Regions from separate parts of the Homo sapiens genome. Here regions 2 and 3 are each linked to region 1. The links are chromatin loops, found by intact Hi-C in ENCODE. Cell type or tissue: B cell. All regions are shown on one strand. Region 1 overlaps ATXN10 (ataxin 10). Region 2 overlaps ATXN10 (ataxin 10). Region 3 overlaps WNT7B (Wnt family member 7B).

Region 1 (8,000 bases):
TAGATCTAGGATCCATTTGAGTTAGTCTCTCTATAAGGTGTGAGGGTTAGGTCAAGGTTCATTGTTTTGCAAATGGATGATGAATTATTCTAGCAGCATTTGTTAAAAAGACTATCCTTTTTTGTTCATTGAATTGCTTTTGCACCTTTGTCAAAGATCAAATGGCCCAATTTGTGTGGGTCTGTTTCCAGATATGCTATTTTGTTCGTCGATATTTGTGCCTGTCTCTTCACCATTACAACATTGTCTTTATTACTGTCAATTTACAGTAAATCTTAAAATTGGGTAGTGTGATTCATCCAACTTTATTTTAGTGATTTAATCTTCTTTACCCTTCCATGTAAATTTTAGAATAGCTTTTTCATAACTCTACAAAACTCTGCTGTGATTGTGATTGGAATTGCGTTAAATATACAGCTCTCTTTGGGGGGAATCAATGTCTTACTGTGTTGAGTCTTCCAATCCGTGAACCAGGAATGTCTTTCTATTTAGATCTTCTCTGATGTCTTTCATCAGTGTTTTCTCATTTTCAGCATGTAGATCCTGTGTATGCTTTGTTAGATTTATTTTTAGCACAGTGGTTGCTTGGTACCCATGGGGTATTCATTCCAGGACCCCTGTGGCTACCAAAAATAGATGTTGAAGTCCCTGATACAAAATGGTATGGTATTTGCATATCACCTATGTACATCCTCCCGTATACTTCAAACCATCTGTAGACTTCTTATAATACCTAATACATGTAAATGCTGTGTGCATAGTTGCTATACTGTATTTTTAAAGTCTTTTTCCCCCAAGATATTTTTGATCTGCAGTTGAATTAGTCTGACGCTGTGGAACCCAGAGACACAAGGGCTGACTGTGTATAACATGTGGTGGGGGAGCTACTGTACATGTTACTTTTTAAAAATAGCCAGTTCCTGGTTGTTCGTCTCGCATGTGGAAATATGGTTAACTTTTGCATTGACCTTGTGTCGTATGGGCTTGCTCAACTCATTCATTCTAGGAGATTTGAAAAATAGATTCTCTGGGATTCTCTACATAAACAATCATATCCTGTGAATAAGGATGAAGTTTTATTTCTTCTTTTCCAATTTGTATGCCTTTTATTGCCATTTTATGTCTCATTGAGTCACAAGCCTTATTTGATCATGCTGTGATGTCCCTGCCTGCCTTCTTCTCTGTGGGGGTTAAATGGGAACAGAACCTACTTTTTACTGAATGAAGAATTATTTATTTATTTATTTATTTATTTATTTGAGATAGGTGTCTCGCTCTGTCACCCAGGCTGGAGTGCAGTGGTGCAATCTCGGCTCACTGCAACCTCCACCTCCCAGGTTCAAGCGATTCTCCTGCCTCAGCCTCCTGAGTAACTGGGATTACAGGCTGCACCATCATGCCTGGCTAATTTTTGTATTTTTAGTAGAGATGGGGTTTCACCATGCTGGCCAGGCTGGTCTCGAACTCCTGACCTCTGGTGATCTACCCACCTCGGCCTCCCAAAATGCTGGGATTACAGGTGTGAGCCACTGCACCTGGCCTGAATGAAGAATTATTAAACCTGAAGAAACAGTAAAAAATAATCACAAGAAAAACAAAACCACAGAAAGAAAAAAGAAATGAACTGATGTTTGTTTGTTTGTTTGTTTTAAAAGACTCAACCATTGGAAGAACAAGAGAAGGATGGGTTTATCCACAGGTGTATTTCTATGTAATGATTTCCCATTAGTGGGATACTATGTAGATTTCTCATTGCAGTCCTGTCTGGGTAGAGAGAATGGCCTGTAGAAACAAATTGTAAGAAACATGAAGCCATCAAAACAGCCCCTCTTCAGGTCTTGCAGACAGAAAGAACCATTTGATGCCATGTGCTTCAGCCAGCACCATTTCAGCATGTGCATGTGTGCGCTGGCACTCTGGGAAGTACTGTGACAGCCTGCTAATGTCTGGGGGTGGCCCTGCCTTAGTAGGCATGGTGGGGCACCTGCCTCCTACTTGGCATTTCTGCTGGGGGAGTTTTTGGCCTCCATAACTCTGTGACTGTTGACCATGGCCATCTGTCCAGTAGAGTGAGAGCAGGAGCTGCACCTGTCTGGAATGGCAGCCTGTCCCTACCAGTCCCTGCATCGCTATTTTGGAGTGAGACAGATAATGCAGACACAGTGTGCGAGCAAGCAGTCCTGTGGGAGAGCTCCAGGTCTCCTGTTCCTTATGTTGGAAATGAAGTCTGCCTTACAGGCAGAGGGGAACTACTACTTTGATGTAAGAGGAGATCGCTATTAGGAAATTCCAGATGTCCACCTGACACCTCCCTGCCTCTCCAGTCCTGACCAGTGTTGTACAGCAAAGGATCCCAACTCTAGGAAATCTTCCATGTCAGGTTCCTGAAAAAGAGAAAGGATGTTTAATGTTTTTTACAAAATAAAGGCAGGGGGGCTGGACGCGGTGGCTCACGCTTATAATCCTAGCACTTTGGGAGGCTGAGGTGAGCGGATCACTTGAGGCCAGGAGTTTGAGACCAGCCTGACCACCATGGTGAAACCCTGTCTCTACTAAAAATACAAAAATTAGCTGAGTGTGGTGGCACGCGCCTGTAATCCCAGTTACTGGGGAGGCTGAGGCAGGAGAATCACTTAAACCTGGGAGGTGGAGGTGGCAGGCTGCAGTGAGCCAAGATCACGCCAGTGCACGCCAGCCTGGGTGACAGAGTGAGACTCTGTCTCAAAACAAACAAATAAATAAATAAAGGCAGGGGTCGGAGAAACACTAAAGTTTTTTGTTTGTTTGTTTTGCCTTTTCCCCATCCCTTTTTCTGGTAGTTTGTAAAACTTTAGTGTTGTATTACCAGAAGCACTTATCCACTCTGCAGATTTTAGGACTCCACCATTTCTAGAGGTGGGAATTTTGGTCTGGGGCCTTCTTTGAGAAACACTGGCCCTCAGTCCTTACCACTCCTAGAGAAGGAGGGGATGGCAGTGGGCAGGGGACAGATGTGTGCACATGGAGGACTGGGAGGGCTGGACATAACAGGAGGCTACTGGTCCTGGGCATGGGGCTGTGTCCCTGTCCCTGTGTTCACATCTGGACCTCAACATAGGGCCTGTTAGCTGAGGTGCACCCTCTCTTAAGTGGCTTCATGGAGATTTTGTAAGAAATTGAGACAAGTTGGAAAACACAAACATTGTGAGGGTTTGTAGAACGGGTGGGTGCTTGCTGAAAGTTTATATTCATTCCATATTTAGTTGTCTTTATTCTGTTCAAACATTTTCTTGTTTACTTGTTGAAGCAGGTTCAGAAATAGTTATTCTGTAGTGTCTCAGTTTTATTAAAATGCAGTTAATATTGGAAAATATGGTTAGAATTAGGTGACTGCCAAACATGGCTTTCGTCAGTGTTAGCCTGTGTAATGACACTGTTTTTCTCCTTCGTGTGACTATTTATAATAAAAATGTGACTTGCAGTATTGTTATTGAGAGAGATTTAGTGAAAAACAGCGGTTGAGTAGTTTCCATGCTTCAAGTTTTACTTCCTCATTAGTGCCTCATGTCATGACCTGGGTCTCCGATTTATTTAGCACGGTAGCACCAATAATAAATATTCTACAGCCTCTAACCTGATAGATCATTCCGCCCCTCACAGCCAGCCGGGAGGTAACATTAACATCCGTTTGCTGGTGTTTGAAACCTGGAGCTCCCGGAGATTAAGTGGAGCCACCATGGGCACCGACATCTGTGGCCACTCCACAGCCCATTGGTTCCGTCCTTGACCCACACTTGACCTGTCTGCTGGAGGGGGACCCAATTCAGGGAACCCAGGGCTGTGCATCACCACCCTTGAGCATGTCCTGTTACCTTTCTGAACTTTAGTTTTCATGTCCTCGAAATCAAGATGGTGATATACTCTGTAAGCCTACGGTTAACCAGAGGTAGTAGTTTGCAGAATAAAAAAACACCCGTTGTGTAAAGGCTTCAGTGATTGTTTCCATTTCTTTCTGTCTAAAACTTAATGTGGACCATGGTTTACCTTAATCATAAACCACCCACTTGTTGCTTTGTTAATAACAACCAATCTTTTGATAGCACTTTCCATTCTATAAAGCACTTTCATAAGCATGTCACTGAAGAAGGTGTTTAAAACGAAGATGATCATGTCTGCAGGTGTGATGCGTGACATGGATATTTTGTCTGACCACCTTTCATTTTTTACCCCTTAAAATTTTCCCCTCTCAGGAAAGTTCACACACCCACAGCCATATGAAGTTTTTCATATAATTTGCACTCCCTGATACCTTTTTTTTTTTTTAATGTCAAAGTTGGAACCCTGCTTTAAGGCAATTAAACTGATATGGAAGAGAAGTTTCTACTTGAAGGCCAAGCAGCCTGGTTTGGAAGCCTGCATGGCTCAGCTGCCCACTAGTTGTGTGATCTGGGGCAAGAGTAATTGAGCCCTAGCTTTCTCAATAGAGAAAATGAAAATCATGCATTATGTCTTGCTGCATTGCTATAAACACAAACGATAATATATGTAAAGTATATCACGTGATGCTTGGTATATGAATATCACCCAAAATACTAACTGCTGCTGCCAGTTTTTTTAAGCATTGGTATTCTAATTAAATTATGTTTTTGCCAGTGATTCTGAGACAAGAGTTTTTAAAAGTTTCTTCATGGAAGGATCTGTACCGTTTTCAGCTTTTTATTCCTATGCATCATTTTTGCACATAATTTCTCAATAAATGTATCAAGTTGAACTTTTTGAGGCAAATAATATTTATGTCATTTGAATAGTGGACAACGATGAACTTGAATGACTTTATGTATGCATGAGCATTAATTTTAAATAAACCAGAAAGCTACTTTTATATTTCGAAAAATAATTCATTTGGGTTTTCCTGTTCAAACTTTGCCATGTTACTCCTAAGTGATACCTTACTTACTGAGATGGATCAGCCTTAGGGAGAGGTTTGTCATACTTTGTTACACACTGAATAGCCTATAATTATCAAGATTATATCCAGTTAGCATAAAGTGCTGTTTAGTTTCTGTTATGTCGTTGTTACCATAGCTGGAGTCGGGTGGGTGTTTAAACCTTTGTGAACTCAAAATTCTTTAATGATGATGGAATATTTCATGTTTTAGTATTCTCTTGATCTAGAGTATATGTTCAAATGTTTTACCAGGTATGTGTTTTTTACAGGTTCATATAATATATAAAATGCATTTCTGTTCCAAGAAAAATACAAGTGGTAAACAGTTGGGAGAGAGCTTGCATATTTTCCTTTATTGTCCTGTCTGATGATTAATGCATTCAGCTATGTTCAGCCTCACGTTTAACCAGGTTAGTGTTTAGTTTGGTTAGGCTGTTTTCCTTATGAGAACAGAAATGGCCAATCCTGTGCCCTGCCTGTCTTCCAGATGGAGTCTTTGCATTGTTTCCAGATCACAGTGCTTAATGTAAGGTCAGATTTTCTTGTGAAAACAGATTTTGGATTAACTATGTCTGTGCACTTGCACGCACCCCTCCGCACCTGCCTGTTCACTTAAGCTCTAGCTGCCTGCTGGAGTCATGGTTCTGATTTCAAGATGCAAATGAGAATTGAGATTCTGCTTTATAGCCTAAAAATGCAAAAGCAAATTCCTACTGCATGAATGGTCTGCAAGTCTCCCTTTCATAGAGACCATGAGGTGTAGTGGAAAGAGCTTGATTCTTATGAGGATTTAATGTAGGGGTGAGCAGACTATGCTGTGGGCCTCTATTTGTAAATAAAGTTTTATTGGGACATAGTTGTGTTCATTTCTTTAATATTGCCTATGGCCATTCTCACACTACAACAACACAGTTGAGTAGTTGCAGTGGAGACCGTATGGTTTGCAGAGTCTTAACTATTTATTTTCTAGCCCTTTACAGAAAAAGTTTGCTGGCCCCTGACTTAATGCAATAAAAAACTCAGTAGTTTGAATCCCAGCTGTGTTATGCAATAGCTGTATGACATTGATCATGTTCTGTAACCTCTTTGTACCTTAATTTTTCCCCTATTAATGTCATTTATCCATTTACTCAGTGAGTATATATTATGAACTTACTATGTGCCAGGCCCTGCTCCAAGCTCAGGAAATACAGCAGTGAACGAATACTGGCCTTTATGGAGCTTGCGTCTCAGTGAAACTTATCTTCATGAGGATAATTGTACATGCCTCCTAGGGAGGATGAGATGAATTAATATATGATACCTGTAAAGCATAAGTAGAGTACATGCTCAGTGTGTTCGTTATTATGCTAACTATAGGGTTGTTAATGTGTAAAACAAAGTAGAACCTCTGTTCAGAGTTGGAACCCTTATAAGTCCGCGTTTACTATTCTTGAGGTTTTTACTGAAATAACGAATGATTAGAAGTAATTGGGCATATATCTGGTACAATTAGCCTAAAAAAGAGAGAGAGGAGCTTGTATGAAATTAGGATTCTCCATTAAGTGAATAAAATCGTGTCACTGAGTTCCCAGCTAAGAGCAGTCTGAGATTGACAAGATTGTTCTTGGTACACAGGATGGCTCACATGGAAAAGATGAGAATGGGAAAAGTAAACATTTGATTAATATATGAAATTAATACTAGTTTCTTTGTATACATTCAATTTTGATAATTAATTAATTTGATATTTGTACAAAAAGGTCCTAGGATGTGAGCACTCTCCATCTTGGCACTCAGGCATGTCTGGTGAGTGGAATGGATACAGAGTATCAGAGGATCTAGAAGCTCCTGATTATATGAGTTGGGGAAAATAATTTTGCTGTGTTCCTCGTTTGTAAAGTAAGGAGACTGGACTGAGTTTTTCCAGGCTCTTTTCAGCTCTTGAGTATGAGATTTATGAATTTTCTCTGTGACCAGATTCCCCAAAATAAAGCTTTGCATCGTTCTTCTCTCCTGCAAGAAGCCACCACTTCTTCCCTTTCATAATGAAGCAACACCTCTATTTCTTCATGTTTCTAAGTACAGAATGCATAATATTGGAGTAACAGGACCCTACTCATCTCGAGAAATTATCAATTTCTTCAACTTCTTAATGAGGATAATTTTCTTTCTTGGGCCTCGTATGTAAGTGGAAGTATGATTTTTGTTGGACCACATAGTCACTGAAGGCACTTTCCAGTTCTGGCATTCTGAGACTCCAGAATATAATTCAGAAGACTATAATTCAGAAGACTAAAGACGGACTGGAAGGAAGAGGGTTATGTTGGGCTTTTGTTGTTGTTGTTGTTCTTTTAAGGAGAGAAACTTCACAGCTGGGAGCGAGACTAGACTTGCTGTTGGGGTGAGTGGCCGTCTTGCAGTACGCAACCACTGGTAGTGATTTCAGGCCTCAGTAGGCATCTTTGTCATTTTTATGTGGTGTTTATGTAGTATCCTTTTTCCTCTAATGCTCTTCCTTTGGTACATAACCTTGTAGGAAAAGTTTAGATCTGAAAGCACAGATGCTGTGAAAGGACCAATTCTATATTGCCTTGCATGGTTACAGACAAGAAAGCGAAGACTTGAAATCTGTAGTTTGTGGTTTGTGATCTAGCAGAGATGAAATAGAATTCGTACATACTTTTTGAGAGTACAAAGAAAAAGAATCATTCGTACTTTATTTGGAAACATGCCATTCTTCTGGGGCTTTCATTTTTAAAATATTTAGGAATTAATAATGTGTTTCTGAAAAAAAAATCTCTGATTGATAAAGAAGTGGAAAAGTATACTCCAATGATTTTACCAATCAGGAGTCCTTGCCCTTAAACATTTGAAGTTAATGTTTTTAATATCTAAGTATTCTACATTCGTGAAATTCCAAATAAAAACGCTTATACAAACAAAAAGGCAGACTGCATCATCTTTTTTTTTTTTTTTGAGACGGAGTCTCGTTGTGTCACCCAGGCTGGAGTGCAGTGGCACGATCTTGGTTCACTGCAACCTCCACCTCCCAGGTTCAAGCGATTACCCTGCTTCAGCCTCCTGAGTAGCT
Region 2 (8,000 bases), 93 kb before region 1:
ACACCAAAACACACAAAAACCCAAAAAACAAAAACCCACACGAGTCGTCAGCTTGGCTGAGGACGCCATATGGCGTTTTGACTCAACCATGATTCAGCTCAACTTTGTTGAGAGAGAACATCAATTAAGTTACACTATAAAAAGCATATTTTAGAGTGTGCTGGCAATTTCCTTTATTTTTACCTATGCCATGAGCTGGAATGCTACATGGAATTGTTTGGTAAGGTGTTCTGACTCAGCTTCAAAATACAGAAGTGGTCAGTGTGAGCCACCTCATACATTCAATTATCTTAAATGCATGAAGTAGACAGGAAAGAGTTTGAGCCAGCCGAAATAAATAAAACCAATCGAAATAAATAAGGTTAGGATTGTGACCACCAGTACCCTCAGAGCAGAGTTTCTCAGCTCTTTCATTCTTCCAGTCTTTTGTAGTGGTCACTGGACCCAAGGGCTTGGTCACTGGACTGTGGGCAATGACACTCAAAAGCAAAGGAACTGTGGGACTACCAGTAGGGTGAGCTGGGCCCTGTGATGGCCACAAGCTTAGAGAAGTTATTAGAGTTAACGAGATGATCCATAAGTGGGGGATGCTCTTTCATTATAGCTATTGAGGAGTTTGTGTACTGCTTAGAACAGTGTCTGGCACCTAATAGACACAGTTTAAGTGTTAGCGTTTTCGTTGTTGGTGTCATTGTCATCATCATCATCAATGAGAATATTATAAAACTATCAAAAGACATTTAAAAAGACTTAAGTGGTAAGATACACCATTGTATTATAGGAAACCTCAATAACAAAGACATCAATACCTCCCAAATTGACCTGTGGATTCAATGCCATTCATAATAAAATTGCAGCAGGGTTTTTGCTAGAAATTCACACAGATTTTCTAAGTTATATGAGAAACTCCTAGGTTTTCTCTTACTCTCTGAACTGTCATCCCTTTAAGGCTTTTTTGTTTTTTTGAGATAGGGTCTCACTGTGTCACCTAGGCTGGAGTGCAGTGGTGCCATCACAGCGCCACCATGCCCCGCTAATTAAAAATTTTTTTTTTTTTTGGTAGAGATTAGCTCTCACTATGTTTCCCAGGCTGGTCTTGAACTCCTGGGCTCAAGTGATCCTCCTGCCTCAGCCTCCCATAGTATTGCGATTACAGGTGTGAGCCACTGTTCCTGGAACCCTTTAAGGTTTTTTTACATGAATCCTCTTCTGACTCCCCAGTTCTTAAGATCCTTCTCTATGCCCTCAGCAAAATTCCCTGTATCCTGAACTTCTGTAAACATCCATTCATCTTCTTGATCTAAATGAAATATGGCTCTGAGGACATGCCTTTCCCAGGGTTCTTGAAAGTGGGAGGCTGTTTTCTCTCCTGCACTCAGTACAATGCTTGGCTCAAAGGTGTGGTAGTTCTCCTTGATTGTCATTGCTGCTTTCAGACCTTTTTCCTCCATAGACCACTCCAACTTTTAATCTCATGACATCAGAGTATCCCTTGTTTAATCACTTTTGTGGTTAAAAGAGACCTTTGGGTCAGTCTGCCTCATTCCTTGAAGAGTTTAGCCCTGGCTCACTTTTCACTCTATTTCTTCTCCTGTCTTAAATCTTCGTTATTTCATTGTTTATATAGATTTTCCTTTCATTATCCTGACCTCGAATTTCTTTGACTTTCTCTCCCTTAGTGAGCTTGACCTCCATCCCATCTCAGACACACATTGCCATACCTTACTTAGACTTTATCCATAACTGTAGCTGCCTTCCCCCACAATCTCGAGTCCCAATCCCTGTTTTATCTTCTCTTTAGGGCCCTTGCTTCATCAAGTCTTTAACCTCACCAGGACCTACAGTCTTTTGACCCTATTTCCTATTTACTACCCCTTTTGTTTTTCATTCCCCTTCTTAATGTTCACATTCCCATCTTGATCTGGCTTAGATCCATGGATGAGTAATAAGAGCATTTTTTAATGTACATCCTCAACTCCACTGCCTCCTCTCTAAACTTTGTTATGTTTGCCTGGTAAAACTCCAGCTCTGGTCAAATCCAACTTGTTACCTTTGCGACAGTACCCAAATAGCTGAACAAGGCTAGAGAAAAACATACAGCCGTGCAGACTGCTCTCACTTTAACTTGCTGATCACTAACTAACGTGGCCCTTAATGCTACCTGTCAGTCCCGCTGTTTGCCCTGGTCCCTTGACTCTCCTGCTCCCCGAGTCAGGTATTTCATGCTCCACCCTCTTCAAACCTCCATCCCATCTCCCTCATCCTCACTCTCAGCTCTCTGAAAATAGGAGCAACTAGAAGATAATTTCCAGGAACTCTCATCACCCTCTCTGCCCACCTACTTGTATCTGTGCCCGTAGCCTGCCTTTGCTTCTGGTCTGTGGATTAGCGATCTTGCTCTGAATATGAGCTCCCCTTAAGTTTGCACTAAATTCCATTGCCTTTTGCACACATTGCTCCAGCAGTCTTCTTCTCTCCCCCCTTAAAAATCATCAGTTTTACCCTTTCTATTGGATTGCACTCATCAGTTTATAGATCTGCTGTAATTTTTCCATACTAAGAAAAATCTCTCCCTCCATTTCCCTGAGTGATAATCCTTCCCGGATCTCAGAACTCAGTCCTCAGACCTCTTCTCTTTTCTGCCTATATTTACTTTCAGAGTATTCTCACTCAATCTTGTGGCTTTAATAACTTCCGTTTGCTGGTGACTAACATTTTTCTTTAGCTGGACTTCTTTGTTTTTTTTTTTGAGACAGGGTCTCGCTCTGTCACCCAGGCTGGAGTGCAGGGGCACGATCTGCAGCCCTGACCTCCCAGGCATAAGCAGTTCTTCCACCCCAGCCTCCCTTGTAGCTGAGACTACAGGCATCCACCACCACACCCGGCTATTTTTTAAATTTTTTTTGTAGAGACAGGGTCTTACCATGTTGCCCAGTCTGGTCTTGAACTCCTGGCCTCAGGTGATCCACCCACCTTGGCCTCCCAAAGTGCTGGGATTACAGGCATGAGCCACTGCACCTGGCTTAGCTAGATTTTTCTCCTGAATGCTAGACTTGTTTATTCACCTGACTACTTCACATTCTACTTGTATTTCTACTGATCCTCTCATCCACCAGATATCCTCAGAGTACTCTTGTTTCTGTAAACAATAAATACATCTTTCAATTTATGGCTCAGGCTAAAGTTTTGATGTCATCCTTCACTCCCCTTTTTTAGACACCCTCATAAGAATCCATCATCAAGTCCTATTGGCTCTATCTTTAAAATATCCAGAATTTGATTTCTGTTTACCGTATCTGCTGCTTTCCCTCTGCTCCAAAAACAGCCCCCTAACTGGTCTCCTGCTGTCGTCTCTTTCTCCCTTTAAGATTGATTCTTTACAAAGCAGCCAAAGAGATCCTTTTAACATGTAAGTCAGATGATGTCACCCCTCTGCTCAGAACCTTCCATGGGCCGGGCACGGTGGCTCACGCCTGTCATCCCAGCACTTTGGGAGGCCAAGGCAGGTGGATCACCTGAGGCCAGGAGTTTGAGACCAGCCTGGCCAACATGGTGAAACCCCATCTCTACTAAAAATACAAAAATTTGTTGGGCATGGTGGCACATGCCTGAAATTCTACCTACTTGGGAGGCTGAGGCATGAGAATTGCTTGAACTTGGGAGGCGGGGGTTGCAGTGAGCTGAGATCCTGCCTCTGCACTCCAGCCTGGGCAACAGAGCAAAACTCTGTCTCAAAAACAAAACGAAAAAAAGAACCTTCCATGGCTTCACATCAGGATAAAAGCCAGCGTCCTTCCGTGGCCTACTGTGCCTGTCCAGGGTGGCTCTGTCTTGTCTCTCTGAGTCGCACTTCTCTTTTCTCACTGGGGTTCATTGAAGCCAGCCCTGACTTCCCTGTGACGTGCTCTGTATGCCTTTGCCTCTAGTCCAAGCTCTTCTCCCAGCAAGATGCATAGTTGGCTCCCTCACCTTCTTTGGATCTGTGCTTAAATACTACTTTTAAAATAAGGTTTAAATAATATCTTATGTACAAAATCTTTCTCTAAGCATGTAAAGACATTCTCCTTATATTTTCTTCCAAAGCCTTGCAATTTTGTCTTCCATGTAATTCCTAAATCCACCTGGAGTTACTTTTTGGGTAGTGTAAGTAAGGATCCAATTCAGTTTTTTTCTTTTTAGATTAACAGTTGTTACAGCACCTCTTCGAGCACAGTCCATCTTCCCCAGGTCTTTAATGCTATTGATAGATGCCATTTACCAAGTTACCATGTATACACAGTTCTGCTCTTGGGCTGTCTTTTCCAGTGGTTGACTTTCTGCCTCTGTGCTAATTTCACCTTTTCTTAGCTTCTCTTTCATTTTCTTCTCTTTTCATGTTTTCTTAGAGACAAGGTCTCGCTGTGTCACCCAGGCCTGAGTGCAGTGTTGTGATCATAGCTCACCATAGCCTTGAACTCCTGGGTTCAAGCAGTCCTTCTGCATCAGGCTCCCAAGTAGCTGGGACTACGAGGCACAGACCATCAAGCCCAGCTAATTAAAACAAGTTTTTTTGTTTTTTTTTTTTTTGTAGAGATAGGGTCTTGCTATGTTAGGCAGGTCTTGAACTCTCCTGGCTTCTGCCTCTCAAAGCACTGGAATTATAGGCATATGAACCACTGCGCCTGGCCGCCTTAGTTCCTTTCATTTAGCACAGTGCGTTTGTTCTGATGAAAGATGAATTTTCAATGTGATGAGGACAGTGGGAAAGAGGAAGTGTGTGGTTTTTGGGGAGTGGGGAGAGGACTGGTATGTTTGGAGCCCTTTAAAGCAGGGGTTGCCAGACCATGGCCAGATCTGGCCTACTACCTGTTTTTTTTATGACCCATGAGTTAAGAATGGTTTTTTACGTTTCTAAATGGTTGGGGAGATGATAAAGTTTCATGACACATGAAAATTATATGAATTTAAATTTTAGTTTCCACAAACAGTTTCATTAGAGCCCAGCCATGTTCACTTGTTTAGGTGTTTCCTGTGGCTGCGTTTGTGCACTGGGGGAGTTGAGAGTGTGACAGAGGCTGTTTGGCCATCAGAGCTGGAAATATTCACTCTCTGACCCTTTACAGAAAAAGTTTGTGACCCTGCAAAATGGATTGGTCTGGGTTGTCAGGACGGCTTCGGAATCCTGGATGTGACAGAAGAGGAGAGAAGAGTGTGAAAAGAAGTTTTGAGTTCTGCGCAGATTTCAAAATTTTACCCTAGGCTGTTTGTGGCAGGAGATACAGATGTTTTTATTTTCTGTTTTTGTTCAATCCTGCCCAGTCAAATCAGCAAGATTATGGTTTTAGATAACAACCAGTGATTGTTGTTTTAATCTGTGAACTTGTGTGGATTTTAATAGTTTTTCTCACTGGCAGTTGTTAAACTACTCTAAACCACATATGCCAGTTTTTAAGTAAATCTAAGGTATTAGAATAAATCTTTTAACAAGTATGAAGGTCTTAGTTGTAGCATTACAATGACTAGCATGTAGCTTTTTTTTTTTTTTCAGTAGGAGGTCCCACCTGATGATTGAACTGTAAAATGTGTGTGCATACAGTATATTAGACCTATCTAACCTGTTACATATAATCACAGGTAGTTTTCTTTAATTTTACTCAAACAGAACTTGCCAAGATTAAACCCTACAGATCTGTTCAAACTTGAGGGAAATGAAATTCTACCTTTTGTATAATTCAAAGGATTTTTTTGGTTCTGTAATGTAACATTTCATTTATACATTGTCTTCAGGGTATGCATTCCTTTGTAATAGGAATGTCTAACGGTTGAATTTTAATTGTCCTTGTAAGTACTTTCCGCCTTCTGTGAATGAAGTAGCTAAGCTTTTTAAAGTCGCTGTACATTTTTTGTTAGTTTGGTTAAAGCAGAAATGACAGCAGTTATTATTAATAACTTTTGTAATATTGGAGTGATTGATCTTTACTATTTCATTGTCGTTAATCATTACACATATTTAGCTGCATTGTCTTGACAGTGAACGTAGATTTTGCAGACAAGAGTATACTAGGACTATTCTGGATCTGTAATGCCAAATAGTTTTCTTTCAAGGCTGTAGAGAAGGTAAAGATGTATAGAAGAGTTAAATGCTTTCATAGTATTTACTGTTACTGAATAAAAGCTTCTTTGTCCTCATCTGATGAAAGTTGTTGACATATTATATTGTATAAAAATATGGTGAATAGAAGCTATAGATATTTATTATATGACTCTAGAGGAAGAGTTTTACTGACACCATTTATAAAAGGAAACACATCTAAAACATGTTCTTTGCTCTTAAGAAATTTAAAATACAGTTAATTGGGTTATAACTCCTCCCAGACCCTCAAGCTTATCCACTGTATCATTTAATGGGAAAGGAGAAATTCGATGTTTGCTTAACAGCAGTCATAAAATATCTATATGATATTCACATCTTAAAATCTGACACGTTTTTAAGTTTCTGAGTAGAGATTATATGGATTTCTTAATGGGAAAGGGAGGGTTGAGCTGATGCCTCACTTTCCCCTTTCTGTTGCTGACTCAAAGGGTACTGATTTCACTGCCTATGTCAGGCTTGATTCCTGGCTCTGAGCACAAGCTCTGTAAGTGCTTGGATTACATAGCAAGGCTGTGATGCAGTCAGGGGCCACTTTTGAGTGTGCAAACAGTCTCATCACTGTTTAAAACTTGAACAAATTCAATTAATGGGTGCCAATTCTGGGCCCTAGAGATACAGAAAAGAATAAGATAGTCTCCATTTTTCAAGGACTTAACAGTCTAGCCGGGGAGATAGGTTATATAAATCTTATCTGATGTGGACAAGTTATTCCAGTCTTATGAACAGATCTCCAGGGCTTCATAGAGGGAGTCTGTTTGTCTGGAAAAGTGGAGGAGTTTCTCCAGGTCTGAGTTTCCCAAAGGTTTGAAAGGAGATGCAGGCCAGGCGCAGTGGCTCACGCATGTAATCCCAACACTCTGGGAGGCCGAGGCGGGCAGATCACGAGGTCAGGAGACCGAGACCAGCCTGACCAAAATGGTGAAACCCTGTCTCTACTAAAATACAAAAAAATTAGCCGGGCGTGGTGGCATGCACCTGTAGTCCCAGCTACTCAGGAGGCTGAGGCAGAAGAATCACTTGAACCCAGGAGGTGGAGGTTGCAGTGAGCTGAGATCACGCTACTGCACTCCAGCCTGGGCAACAGAGCAAGACTCCATCTCAAAAAAAAAAAAAAAAAGGAGATGTAAGTTTCTCCCAGGCAGAGGATTGGGAGATTTGGAGAGGACTTTCTTCTGGTGGTGAGATATGTTTGAGCAAAGACAGAAGATTGGCGAAATCGGGGGTTTTCAGGAATCCATGGTTTACAACCTGGGGAGAGCATATGACAGTGATCACAGCTCCACATTATTTTTTCTTTATACTGCAAACGCGAATTATTGTGTGCCAAATAGATGCTGTCATGATTACTCTTTAGTCGCTATTAATAGTTATTTGGATTTCAGGAATGTTTTGGTTGGCCTTAGCTCAGTTAAATGCTTTTCATTTGGTTAAAATTATTATAAGGGCATGGTGCATATATAACAAATTACCATGTAGCATTGGGAATTATTCACAACATAGTTCATGAACTTAGTATTTATTCTATGGTCGGGAAATCATTTTTCCCATTTTCTTTAAGAATATTGCTTTTCTTCTGTCTTGTTTAGTCTGTACCATAGTTTGATTCCAAAGCTTTTGCTGTGCTAGATACCAATTTTGAGTAAAACAGATGTTACGATTGCAAGGAATGACTTCAGGGAAGACCATTCACGGGGGAAAGGTGGTTCCCATATAAGAGGCAGACGGCAAAGGATCAGGTGAAAGAAATAATTCTCGCTGCTTTCTTACAGCTGTAAATACACATTCTTAGTCATCTCAGTAGGAAAAGAGAGGCGTTATTGAAGCTTATTCAAGTTGCAGAGCTCTACTTTTACTTGACTATAGCATT
Region 3 (8,000 bases), 170 kb after region 1:
TGAGGCCGAGGGAGGGGCCCTACCCACCCCGGGGTCTGTGTCCTGCCTCAGTGGCCCAGGGCTCTGGAGCCTTTGCCCACGGAACCCACGTGGGAAGCTCTGCGGGGACCTCCATGTCCCCATTCTGAGGAGAAACCCCAAATCCTGGCAGAGTCCCAGCCCCCACCTCGGCCCCTCATGAGGCAGGTGGGGCATCAAGGTCCCCAGGGCACCAGGCTGCACCCAGGGTAACACAGTGGGACCCGGGCAGATAGGGCCTGTGTCCTTGGCCATAGCCTCTCTGCAGCCAGACTCCATCCCCACTCCACTCTTGTCCGTCTCTCAGGGCTCCGCTGGGGAGGATGGAAAATTCCCAACTTGCATGAGTTCCAGGTGGCCTCGGAGGGGCCATGTGGAAGGACTGGGACTGGAGGACCAGCAGCCGCCTAGCCCACAGGGCCTCCATGCCACCCCCAGGAAGGGCCACAGCCCTGCCACTGCCATAGCCCCTCAGGCTCCGTCCTCCCAGGAGCCTGTGAGCTGCCTTCCCGGGGAGGGGCAGCCCCGGCCTCGTCCCACCCTGAGCCAGGAGTGGGCTTGGGCAGCTTCGCCGCTAGGAAAGTCTTTCTGACCCTGACCTTCAAGGCCCCAGTTGTCCGTACAGTCCTGGCTGCCTGGCCCCTGAGCCTCAGAAATGTCTGTTGAGCTGCCTTGGGCTGGGCCCCTGAGATGAGGGTGGAGGTGGGGAGTGACCAGGGTCGTCAGCCTGGGGCCTGCAGACCACCAAGGTGTGGCCAGCACGAGACTGGGCCCAGCAGGCATTGCCTCCCGGCCTGGCCCCATTGGCCTGTGCTCACCCATCGTGTCCTGGGTGCAAGCCCTGGCCTGGCATACAGCAGACACTCAAGGAATGCAGGCTGATGAACAACCAGGCCTGATGAAGGTGGCTGCCCTCCCACCCCCGCGCTGACTGTCCTCCGAAAACGGCTGCTCAGTGACCCTCTACCCTCAGACTGCCCCACCCCACACTGGAGGACAGTGTCCTGGGAGTGACAGTCAGATCCAGGTTCAATTGTCCCGTCTGCCCCTGACCAGATGACTTTGGGCCACCCCCTCCTGTCCCCTATGGGTGCAGCACCGCTCAACGGAAGGTTCAGGTGAGCCGCAGGTGTCCGCTGAAATTTTCTAGTAGCCACATTAAGAAAAGTGAAAATAATTTTGGTGAACTTAATTTTTTTTTTTTGAGACGGAGATTCACTCTTGTTGCCCAGGCTGGACTGCAGTGGCGTGATCTTGGCTCACTGCAACCTCCACCACCCGGGTTCAAGTGATTCTCCTGCCTCAGCCTCCTGAGTAGCTGGGAGTACAGGCATGTGCCACCACACTCAGCTAATTTTGAATTTTTAGTAGAGATGGGGCTTCACCACGTTAGGCTGGTCTCAAACTCCTGACTTCAAGTGATCCACCCGCCTCAGCTTCCCAAAGTGCTGGAATTACAAGTGTGAGCCACCATGCCTGGCTGGTGAACTTAATTTTGATAGTATATTTTATTTAGCCAATATATCCAAAATCTTACCATCTCAATATGTAATCAGTAGAAGAGTTATTCAAGAGATACTGTATTTGCTTTGGGGATTTGAGTCTTCAAAATCCATGCATATCTTACACTTACGGCACATGTCGGTTGGTCCACACCATATTACAAACACTTCCCTGCCAGAGGTGGCTTGGGGTCACCAGAGTGAACAAGTGAAGAATCCAGCCCTCGAGACCTCGTCCCTGCTGGGGGTCACTGGGCCTGGCCTGCAAAGCCCCGCAGGGCGGCAGGTGCACCTGGCCCGGGAGTCACCCTCTCACCACACGACCCCTGGCCTCTCAGATACCCCGAGATGGGTCCCTTGGCCCCTCAGGCTGTCCAGCAGCCAACAGCCCTTGCTGAGCCCCTGCTGTGTGCAGCCCAGGAAGACACTCCCCACGCAGAGCTCGCCCCCAAAGCAAACAGGAGCGGGTGACAGCTGTGCTGGTGTCCCGGGCCGCTCACGTGAGCATGGATTAGGGGCAGTCTCTATGCCTGGTCATGTCTGAGGCTAGCACATGATGGGCAGGACTCAGCATTCCCTGGCAGCTCAAGGGTGGGGCTAGGGGGCCCAAGAGCACGCAGTCGCTGCCCCAGGCCCAGGCCCGTGGTCCTGGGGGACTCTGGGCTCTAGGGGGATGGGGGCGGCGCAGTGGTTGGAAGGAAGCAGCCTGCAGAGGGAAGCCCTCACCTGCTCAGAATCTCCTATGCCTTCTGGACCCTCCAGAGCTTCACTGGTACTCCAGCCCTGCCCTCACCCTCCAGCCTCTCCTGTTAGCCCTGGAAGCTCCTGTCATTCCTGCAAAAGTGCTCTCGGCTTTCTGGCCCCAGAGCCTCAGCAGATGCTGTTCCGTCCACCTGGCACCCCCTTCCCTGCGCTCACCTCCAGTCTGGCCTGGGTCACCCCCTCCGGGAAGCCCTTGCTGACATCCCTGATTCGATGATAGTGCCTGGTTGAAACTCCCTGCCTTGTTGGGGGGCCCCAGGTTTCCAACAGACTTTCCTGGGATACGAGGTTCTCCTGATGCTCACGCTGCCCCTTCGTTCTCCTGCCCCCACCGTGGCAGAACACTGCTCGGCTGGGGACAGTCACCTCTAAGCTCATTTCCAGTCAACAGAAGACACAAGAGACAAGCCTCTCTCGACACATGAGGAATAGGCCTGGGATGGGCTCAGGAGGCCTCCAGGCACGAGGGGGACCACAGCAGTGGAGGGGGGCCTAGTGTGAGCCTTGACCCTCTGAGGCGAGCAGAGCAACTGGAACCCAGGGGCCCAGGGCAAAGCCAGCACAGGGTCCTTAGAAGAAACCATCTGTCTAATGGGGAGAAGTGAGCGCCCCATCCCCAGAGGCATACAAGCACCCACACCAGGTGATGGAAAAGGGATTGGAACTTTGCACAGGGGATTGATTTGCCCTTTTAAGGGGTACCCTTTCAGCCCTCGAGATTTAGGCACAGCCCAAGGTCAACGCCTGAAAGGGGCTGTCCCACCCACACAGGCCAAGCCCCTTCTCAGGGCCAATCATTAATTGGCACTGCTTGAGTGGCTGTTCCCACGAGTGTCCTGGCAGCCTGCCAACCTATGGCCCAGCTCCCAGCCCATGCCAGGGCACCCAGCTGGCCTCGGACATGGCTGGCCTCCCTGATCAGCCCCTCTTCCTGCTCATGACTCCCCGCAGCTGAGCCCTGGAAGGGGAACGGGGCCTGGCGTGCTTGGGGAGGAGAGAGGAGTCAGATACGCCCGAAGCTCTGATTCTCAGAAGGGATGTGGGGAACCAGGGTGAATATGGGAGGCAGCTACTGAGATTCCCGGCTAAGAAGTTCACTTTATCCTGAGGCCATAAGGAGCTACTGCAGGTTTTGGAGGAAGAGCTTCTGTTTAACTCAGCAACTAGGGCTGGTGTGGGCAGGAGGCAGTGACAGCTGCCAGGGGAGGGCCAGAAAAGCAGACCATGCTGCAGCCATAGGGCAGAGCCCTGAGGTGTATGGGGAAATGATACCAGGTTTCTGCTGAGACAACTGGCCGGGAGAAAGCTGGGGACAGGAGATTTAAGTAACGGGTGCTGAGTGTGTCAGGCCAGAGGTTCGCATGGGTCGCAGGGAATGGAAGCCATGAGCAGGAGTGAGCCTGCGGCCAATAGGGCAGAGCGGGGCGAGGGGGCCAAGGTGCACCTGGAGGAGCTGCCACTTCCCAGCTGGGACTGGGCAGAGAAGTCCAGGCTACAAGCCGGGGCCCAGAAGCCAGGGAAGAAGGGGAAAAGTTGACACCAGGAAGGTCACAAGCGGCCCAGACCAAGAGCAGTAGGGGCGATCAAGGGTGTGAGGTGAGGATGGTGGGTGTGGACAGCTCTGCCAAAATGTTTGCTTCTGAAACGCTCGGGAAAGCAACAGGGGTGTCTTAGGTGGGCTCCCTAGCAGAAGAGACTGAGACGGGATGCAGCGCTCCCAGGATCGAGGAACAGGACAGGACACACAGCCATATGCCACACAGCCTGATCCCCAGGCGAGCTCGGGGACCCCACAGTGATGCCCAGGGTGGCCCACACGTCCCTCACCCCATGTCTCATGGTCCCAAATAAAGTCCAAGCTCCCAGCCCTCTGTCGAGCAGCAGGACGATTTCCACGTCTGCCCCTCTCCTGGCGCAGCGAGGCAGCAAGGATTAGCAGGAACAGCGAGGGACACCTGATCGACGCTCAGCTCCACCACAACTCCCCGGGGGCTCGGCCGGGAGGCAGGGGCACCCACAGCTGCCTCTGAGCCCGCCAGCTCAGCGCTGAGGGGCCAGGCAGGCAGATGGGCCCTGGCATGAGTGAGCACTCGTGCCGACGCCCTCCCCACTGGGGTGGATGGGCAGCCCTGCCTGCCACAGCTGGCACCTGGAGGGAGGGAACTGCACTTGGGTGGTGGGGCCCCAGGGAGCGGGCGGTGCCACCCTCTTCGCTGTGCCAGGCGCCACCCACAGGCTGCTCACCACAAAGCGGGCCCCAGGGGCTTTTCCCCTGCGCCACCCCCAGCCCCACACCAGCGTTCCAAGCCCTGCAGAACCTAGGTCTGGCCTGTGTCCCGGCAGCTGCGGCTCTGCTCGGCTCCAGGATCAGAAGGACATGTTATGCCCATGGGCTGGGCACCCCTGCAAGCCTGGCACTCTGCCAGTTATCCCCCCCCTCCTCTGCCTCTTGCCACAGCCTGGAGGGCAGGGTACATCACTAGCCCCACTCCCATGCACACAACAGCAGTTTACTGAGCACCTGGGAGAGCCATGGGGACCCACACGAGGGCCTACTGGCTCGGAGCTCACATCACCAGTGGGGAAGCTGAGGCCCTGAGCAGCCCCGAGTGACGTGTTCAAGGTCACACAGCTGGATTCAAACCCAGGTCAGGCTCCAAAGATCCCTTTTTTTTTTTTTTTTTTTTTTTTTTTTTTCCCCTGAGACAGAGTCTTGCTCTTTTACGCAGACTGGAGTACAATGGTGCCATCTCGGCTCACTGCAACCTCTCTCCGCCTCCCGGATTCAAGCAATTCTCCTCCTTCAGCCTCCCAAGTAGCTGGGATTGTCTGGCTAATTTTTGTATTTTTAGTAGAGATGGGGTTTCACCATGTTGGCCAGGATGGTCTCGATCTCTTGACCTCAGGTGATCCACCCCCCTCGTCCTCCCAAAGTGCTGGGATTACAGGCATGAGCCACCAGGTCCGGCCCAAAAGTCACTTTTTAAAGCCCCTCTCTGGGCTCAGTCTCCTTGTCTGTAAAATGGGCATGATGAAGCCTTACCCCCAAGGCTGTGAGGACAGGGAGGGGTTGTGGCCTCAGGGGCTGTGCACAGGCAGCAGGGATCTTGCCAGCCCACCTGGCAGGTTTCGGTGATTGCTTGGTGTCCATCAAACCACTCCCCACACCCGCCCACCCACCCTGCCCTCCGGCCATTGGATTCCCCGTGCTCCACGTGTCATGCTGGAGCATCCTGCACAGTTCACTCGGCTCCCTCTACCCAGCTCCACTCTCGGAATCTACGACATTCACACAGCACTTCCTGTGCCCCAACTACCCCCTGCAGTAAGTGTTACTATTCCCTGCTCTCCAGATACAGGAATGGAGGTTCTGCCAGAAGAGGTAACGTGCCTCCCTCTACACGGCTGCTAGGCAGCGAAAGAATGGGCCCCAACCACTGCACGGCACCGCTAGCACCACCGCGCCACCAGCCTACAGGCCCAAGGGCCCACGGCCACGTCACGACGATGTCCTCCAGCCCCGAGCAAGGACCTTCATCTGCACACAGCCTGGCTCCCATTGAGGCCTCCCCTGCCCCAGAAGCAGTGGTGCTGCCTAGGGCCAGGCCAGGCACGCAGAAGGGCTCACAGGAAGGCAAAGAAATTGGCCCCCCAGGAGATGTGTGCAGAACAGCGGCCTAGGCTGGCCTTCAGTGGGTGGCCTGGCCTACTGCCCCTGGCCACAATGGCTGGGCCCCTTGAGCCCAGAGGCGCCCTTACCTACTCGGAGCTCTTGCCCGAAGACGGTCTTCTCGCCGAGGGCAGAGCAGTTCCAGCGTCCGAAGCGGAACTGGTACTGGCACTCGTTGATGCCCATCTGCGCCCCCTCCCCAATCACAATGATGGCATCGGGCCGACTCTGGCAGATGGCACGCTGCCGCGGGGCTAGGCCAGGAATCTTGTTGCAGATGATGTTGGCTCCCAGGGCCACCACGGATGACAGTGCTCTGTGGAGGGGAGGAGACAGAGGCCGTGAGACGGCGGCGGCCAGCGCCCCTCCTCACCCCCAACACCTTTCCCCCACTCAGCCTCTCAGTCACAGGCCCTGCACTAGCTCCGCCCACCAGGGCACAAGCAGATCCCTGCCCTCAAGGGGCTGTTTCCCATCAACTCACATGCGTGACCCCAGGAGACCACACCAGTTCACCCCAACTCACACGCGTGACCCCAGCCACACACACCCAGGCCTCTGAGCCTCAGAATGGAGAATCACGCAACCGCAAGTCCCACAGCTCTCCAGGCCACTGAGTCAGATACACAGCCCTTCAGATCAGACAGCATCATGCTTGGGATGTGGCAGCCGCCAACTCGGGACTGTCTGCGCTGTCTCTAAGCGGCAGACCCCAACTCCCCGACCAATGGGGCTTTCCCCTCATTTATAAATTCCCCGATGGCCCCTCCATGGCACCTGGGCCAGGCAGGCTGCTGAAAAGGCCGGCAGCCAAGCCCATCCGGTACTGACTCCAGCTCCGACCTGTGTGTAACTTTGAGAAGGCACTCCCCGTCTGAGCCTCAGTTTCCACACCCATGAAATGGGGGTATAAAACACCCATCCCCCACCACCCAACCAAAGGCTCAGACGACCACAGGGAGAAAGCCCGCACCGGGAATGGTGGCTGTTGCTGTTTTCTCTCCTGTCAGGGTGACTGGGTGCACGCAGAGGAAGAAATTAGGCCTGCAGCAAATTGAGCACCTACTGTGTGCCGGGCTTGGCAGGGGCCTTATTGCAACACTGCAGCCTTGCAGTGGTCCACTGAGGGGAACTTTGTCATTAATCTCCTAGCAACTCTCAGGACCTGAAGCCCTAGACAAGAACCCGCAGGTCACGCTCACTCTACTTCAAGTGATATCAGCGGGATTGTCATTTGTTCATTTGTTTGTTTGTTTTGAGACAGAGTTTCGGAGTCTCACTCTGTCGCGCAGGCTGGAGTGCAGTGGTGTGATCTCAGCTCACTGCAACCTCCACATTCCGGGTTCAAGCCATCCTTTTGCCTTAGCCTCCCGAGTAGCTGTACTACAGTTGCCCACCACCACACCCGGCTAATTTTTGTATTTTTAGTAGAGACAGGATTTCACTGTGTTGGCCAGGCTGGTCTCGAACTCCTGACCTCAGGTCATCTGCCCGCCTCGGCCTCCCAAAATGCTGGGATTACAGGTGTGAGCCACTGCACCCAGCCTTGTGTGTTTTTTTAATGAGGTGAAATTCCCATAACATAAAATGAACCATTTTGAAGTGTACAGTTCTGTGGCATTTAATACATTCGGTGTTGTGCAACCTCCAGCACCGTCAGGTTCCCAGATATTTCTGCCACCCCAGAAGGAAACTGTACCCATCAGTCACTCCCCGTTCTCCCCTCCCCGACCCAGCAACCACCAGTCTGCTTTCTGTTCCCATGGATTTGCCCATTCTGGATGTTTCCTATGGATGGAACCATTCATTGTGTGACCTTTGGCGTCTGGCTTCTTTCACTTAGCGTCGTGTTTTCAAGGGTCATCCACGTGGTCACAGGTCAGTGCTTCATGCGTTTGTAAGGCTGAGTGATATTCCATTGTGTGGACAGACCATATTTTGTGTATCCATTCATGGCTGGGCATTTCGGCTGCTTCCACCTTTGGACTACTGTGAGTGATGCCGCCATGAACGTGCGGGTAAGGTTTCTGTTTGAGCCTGTTTTCAGT

Evidence for each region. Hi-C counts contacts between places; a loop is a spot of excess contacts. Peaks named below come from ENCODE experiments on the same cell type or tissue, not always from the same donor. Only the 100,000 strongest peaks of a DNase experiment are listed, where the experiment ranks them.
Region 2: it touches region 1 in a loop (2.4-fold over the local background); 4 of 110 quality-filtered maps call a loop at or near these places.
Region 3: it touches region 1 in a loop (3-fold over the local background); 2 of 110 quality-filtered maps call a loop at or near these places.

What each region holds. Positions count from the first base shown.
Region 1 is chr22:45,772,217-45,780,216 of GRCh38, forward strand. The region is part of intron 9 of ATXN10 (ataxin 10); the gene reads left to right. Among named protein-coding and RNA genes, the nearest start is that of MIR4762, 16 kb to the left of the region's middle. RefSeq lists a silencer at 5,420-5,479. In B cell, no CTCF peak of the experiment used is centred here; a DNase peak (open chromatin) is centred at 3,515; H3K4me3 peaks cover 1,084 bases; H3K27ac peaks cover 1,516 bases.
Region 2 is chr22:45,679,586-45,687,585 of GRCh38, forward strand. The region is part of intron 1 of ATXN10 (ataxin 10); the gene reads left to right. Among named protein-coding and RNA genes, the nearest start is that of ATXN10, 12 kb to the left of the region's middle. In B cell, no CTCF peak of the experiment used is centred here; DNase peaks (open chromatin) are centred at 3,856, 4,306 and 4,716; H3K4me3 peaks cover 420 bases; H3K27ac peaks cover 2,447 bases.
Region 3 is chr22:45,943,879-45,951,878 of GRCh38, forward strand. It overlaps WNT7B (Wnt family member 7B), which reads right to left. Exons shown (of 4, transcript NM_058238.3): 2 at 6,042-6,268. Among named protein-coding and RNA genes, the nearest start is that of WNT7B, 29 kb to the right of the region's middle. In B cell, no CTCF peak of the experiment used is centred here; DNase peaks (open chromatin) are centred at 3,603 and 4,393; H3K27me3 peaks cover 198 bases.